Regions from separate parts of the Homo sapiens genome. Here region 2 is linked to region 1. A link is an interaction called in ENCODE POLR2A ChIA-PET data of the cell type or tissue named here. Cell type or tissue: MCF 10A. All regions are shown on one strand.

What was found. Peaks named below come from ENCODE experiments on the same cell type or tissue, not always from the same donor. Only the 100,000 strongest peaks of a DNase experiment are listed, where the experiment ranks them.
Region 2: POLR2A ChIA-PET joins it to region 1 with 5 read pairs; 2 of 35 experiments call an interaction of 5 or more read pairs at or near these places.

What each region holds. Positions count from the first base shown.
Region 1 is chr2:169,462,377-169,464,876 of GRCh38, reverse strand. No RefSeq gene overlaps it. Among named protein-coding and RNA genes, the nearest start is that of BBS5, 16 kb to the left of the region's middle. In MCF 10A, no CTCF peak of the experiment used is centred here; a DNase peak (open chromatin) is centred at 1,386.
Region 2 is chr2:169,513,915-169,516,414 of GRCh38, reverse strand. It overlaps KLHL41 (kelch like family member 41), which reads right to left. Exons shown (of 6, transcript NM_006063.3): 2 at 1,684-1,841; 3 at 1,454-1,561. Among named protein-coding and RNA genes, the nearest start is that of KLHL41, 5.5 kb to the right of the region's middle. In MCF 10A, no CTCF peak of the experiment used is centred here; no DNase peak of the experiment used is centred here.

The DNA of each region.
Region 1 (2,500 bases):
TGATTAATCATTTTAATAAAACATTTTATAAACATTTTCAGCCCATACCTGCAAAGTAGTTTGATCTACTCTGATGCCCAAAGTTATTTTAATAGAATGCCATTAATAGTATGTAGCAATACACTTAAAAGGTTATGATTTTGTCTGACAGTGTGGTCTGTACTCTAAAATTGAGCTTCAGTGCTCAATGAGCTGATAAAAAGTACAGCTCCTCACAGTATTAAACACAAACATGATGAATGGAATGGGTTTCATCATTATTGTTCTTTCATGCAAATCCAAAACACAAAAACAATCTGATGATGTTGTAACTATTTACAGTACATTAACCATCAGGTTAAGTTTTAGCGATCAGAGAGGTTATAGAAAGAAGAAAAAAGTTTTTTATTTCTTGGAATTTTTAGTATCTACTGATTATAACATAACTAGTAAAGCTTAGAAAATCCATTTTGTAAGCTGTAATGTTATTACGTGTACTAATAAAAAATAAATAGCATGAAAAATGCTTTCTGGAAGGCCATCAGCTTTTATAGATAACTTTAGGATACTCACATTTTGAGGGGGTTGGGGGAAGGGAGAGGAGCGCTGAGAAACCTGGTGGGAGGTTTGAAAGTATTATAGAAATGACAACTTCAATACATGGCAGAAGGTCATTTCAATGGCATGGGCATCTAATTCTCAGTTTTAAATTACCTGTTGGATTGTGATGTAAACTCCATTTATCTCACAAGACTTTAGGTAAAATCTACTATAAACATGAAGGTTTTGTGTGACTGTTTCTTCCCAGGTAGAAATCAGAAGGAGGGACTAAATTTCATGGCTCCTAATTTTAGATAATCTAGTAGAGGTGGCTTTACTGTGGCTTTGATTACCTTTGGGTCTAACTTGCCCTCCACAAAAATTTACATGGTGGTTGATAGAGATCAGTATTATATACATGTGTATGTGTATGTGTATGTGTATGTGTATGTGTGTGTGTGTGTGTGTGTGTGTGTGTATATATATATATATACACACATAAATTTCAAAATAAACCCTGCAGTAATACTTTTTAAAAAATTTATTGTGTGATTGTGCGGTCTCTATGCTCTATAAGAAGCTAGTCCAGACATCTCCCATTTAGCTTTTAGGACCAAGTTTGATAATAAATATGAGTGTCCATAAATCAGTGTGTGCCAAATAGATTATACAACTTAGAATTGACTCTGATATAAGTTCAAATAAAAACAAAGAAGGTTTTTTTTTCCAATTACAATTTGTGAGAACTAAAAGTATATTCTCCTCATAGGTCTTTTAAGGACGCTGACGCAGCTGCCTCACTCAGTGAACAATAATGAGTAATTTGAACATATTTAGCAAACTCCTCTGTTTATATAACTGTAGATTCCAGAAAGCACACTGTGATAGGGAGCCAAAAACCACAGGATTCCCCCATCACTGTTCCCTCCTCTCCTGGCAAAGCCACCCTTCCTCTTAGATTAATGCAAAGGTAACAATAATAAAGCTGAGATTTTGATCTCTAGTTTGATCCCTAGCTGAGTCCACTTCTGAGCTGGTTCAGAACCTAGAGGAAGCTGAAGCATTCTTTAACTGAGGCTCTATCCCCTAAACACCTAAACTATTCACTGCACGTGGATAACAATCTTTTAAAATATAGCAAAGACATTTCCTTCATTAGGTTTCCCTACCCCTTCACTATTCTCCTTTTTGAGGTCAAGGTTCCTGCTCTGTTGTTCCTTTCTAGTGGAGCACTGATCACAGTGTATTGAAACGATCTGTTCTCTCACTAGATGGTCAGCCCTAAGCAATGCATTTTTGAATCTTGAGTCCTTAGCACAGTGCCAGCCACCTAGTAGATGCTTCATAAATGTCTGTGTGAAGTGGAAATAATTTTATGCTAAATTCAGTATTCTTTCTCATTGGTCCAATCATCTTATAAGATGTTCTTTTTTTGGTTGGTAGTTTCCATTTGATTTCAGTCTTCCTGTGACAGTAAAAAAAGTACACCACTTTACAGCTAAATTACAAAATTTAATCATACTATGTATTTCATACTATACTGAAGTAACAATTCTAGCTTATTGTATACAGAAGAAAAACAACAGAATTGAACATAACATTATAATTTTTAAACAGGCACATTACCAGAACTAAGTTTTTTTTGTAAGTTTATACTCAAACTATTTCTTCATTCAGCTAATCTCTGTTACTGGGTGTTATGACCAAATGTTCCCCAAATGAACCCCCAACCAAATTCATATGTTGACATCTTAATCCTTAATGTGATGGTATTGGGAGGTGAGATCTTTGAGAAGTAATTGCGTCAAGGGATGGAGCCCTCATGGATGGGGTTAATGCTGTTATAAGGTGATGAAGGGACCAGAGCTTTCTCTCTCAGCATGTGAGGGTATAAGGAGAAAATGGCTGTCTGGAAACTGGGAAGTGAGACCTCACCAGACTTGGACTTCCCAGTCTTTAGAACTGTGAGAAATAAATCTTT
Region 2 (2,500 bases), 52 kb before region 1:
AGCTGGGATTAGGGAGGATATAAAAATTTTAGAATATGTTATCTTTGAATACAGGTAGATGTTTAAAAACCATTGCTTTTTAAAATCGCCTTTTCTGTGCTATATTTACCATTTAAATTGACTAATACCCAATAATCATTAACTCCAGAATAGAGTTCTTGACATCTAACACATTTCTATATTTTACTCTCCTTTCCTGCTTTGCCCTTACAATTCTAAATTTTGGCTCCCTTTTCAGGGTTGGACATCACTATTAATTCAATGGCCTGGGCAAATGATGACAAGCCAAATCAGGCAGATTTTTCAGGGGCAGAATATTAGTTCTCACCATCTAAACTGAAAATGCTTATTTTACTAGACAGGTTATACTGGTTTGACTGTCTCTGAAGCATTCGGAGCTCACTTCTCCTCTCTCTGGGTTATAACATCTCTTTCCTGATTACAGGTTCCTTAAGAATTGACTGGAAATCAAGTTAGGTTTATATATGAAACCTCATCCTGGTTTTCTCACAAGATACTGGGTGCTACTGGGAGCTCAGTTTTGAACAGTTGGAAGCCATTTTGAATATTACCTCTGTCAGGGAGTAAATATGTGGAAGAACACTGCTGAGGAAATAATTGCCTTAATTTTTTGTTTTTATTTTGTCTTTTTTACTTCCCTCTTTTCAATCACCACGCTTTTCTTTCAAACTGACCTATCTAAAGTCCCTCTTATGAATGTAAAGTACAAATCCATGATATTTTTTATGCACAGTTGTCTTAGAAGATATATTTTAAATACTACATTAAAGATACCTTTCAATTTTTATCTACTTATGGCTAAATGAATAAGAAAACCCATTGGTTTTAATGTAGTAAAATACAATTATAAATCAGTGAAATACAGGACTTGATTATGCTCCTAGATACTGCCTGGACTGTAAGGATGCTTATGATTGGGGTATTAGGCTCATTCCTAGCAGTATGCTGAGTATCTACATGTTTACTTCAGCGACTTGAAATTTTAAGATTTTCCCTCCACAATATGATAGGTGAGAACCATGTCCCATTTTAGTGTGCAGATCCAAAGGAAAAGAGGAAGAGACCGGGCGTGGTGGCTCACACCTATAATCCTAGCACTTTGGGAGGCTGAAGCGGGCAGATCACCTGAGGTCGGGAGTTCAAGACCAGCCTGACCAACATGGAGAAACCCTGTCTCTACTAAAAATACAAAATTAGCCAGGCGTGGTGGAGCATGCCTGTAATCCCAGCTACTCAGGAGGCTGAGACAGGAGAATCGCTTGAACCCAGGAGGCGGCGGTTGCAGTGAGCCGAGATCACACCACTGCACTCCAGCCTGGGCAACAAGAGTGAAGCTCCATCTCAAAAAAAAAAAAAAAGAAAAGAAAAGAGGAAGAAACCCTTCTAATAAAAAGTCATTTAGACATAAATCATGAGAGTTCAGGGTACTTACTTGTCATCTGTCTTTCCTCCTAGACAATATATCATCCCTTTATGTGAAATCACATTATGGCCATAGACTTTGATAGGGAGTTTTTTTACTTCGTTCCATTTTGCAGCCCTAAAATTAAACGAGACAGAATTTATATACCTTCAGTAAATTCCAGGTTCTGAAAATATGAATATGTTGTAGGCACGCATATACTTGAATGCTTAGGGAACAGGAATATCATGCCAACTTACACAGGATCATAGCATAATACTGAATCCAGCGAAGCCTCTGTTTGAAGGTCTTTGCCTGCAACTACATAGATTTTATCATCCACCTCTCCCAGACCGAAGAGACACCTGGCTGAAGGCAGAGGTGGAAGTCCAACCCATTCAGATGCTATGCTATCGAGCTGAAAAAAACATATATGAGAGATTGTGGAGCCTGTTAGAAAAAAATTAGAAGTACACCAAAAAAAGTTATACTTTATATGTTGTTTAGAAGTCATCGAGATAGTCAAATATCTCACAAGTAAATAAAACTACAACCCCAAAGTATCACATTGTAGCTCATAATTACCAAGAAGAATGAGTAAATCTACTTGGCCTACCAGATAAAGATATCAAAATCTTCAAGGCTTCAAGAAAAGAAAAAATAAAATAGAATCACCAGAGGTTAATTACAACTGTGAGGTTTCTTGTCAAATTTTCTCCCATATTGCCTTGTTCAGCTTTGAAACAGGAGATCCTCATACTTTTAGGACACTGGGGAAAGAAAGGTTGTCATAACAAGGAGGGTCACAGAATGTGAATGACCCCTGCGTGCTATATTTAACATGCTCCCCATGCCGGCAGCTGGGACAGCTGGACCTGTCACTCAGTCCACAAACAACTGGGATGTTGGGCAATATCTTTTTTTCTTTCTTTAAAAACATTTTAGGTTCTCTGTGTTTTGCTTTATTATTCCTGATACAGGCAGGCGTTAAAGTGAATTTCCTAGTGTGTTGTTGGGAGTCCCTTGAAATACTCTTCTCTTTTTTAAAAAATTTATATTAATAAGTAACTGCTCATT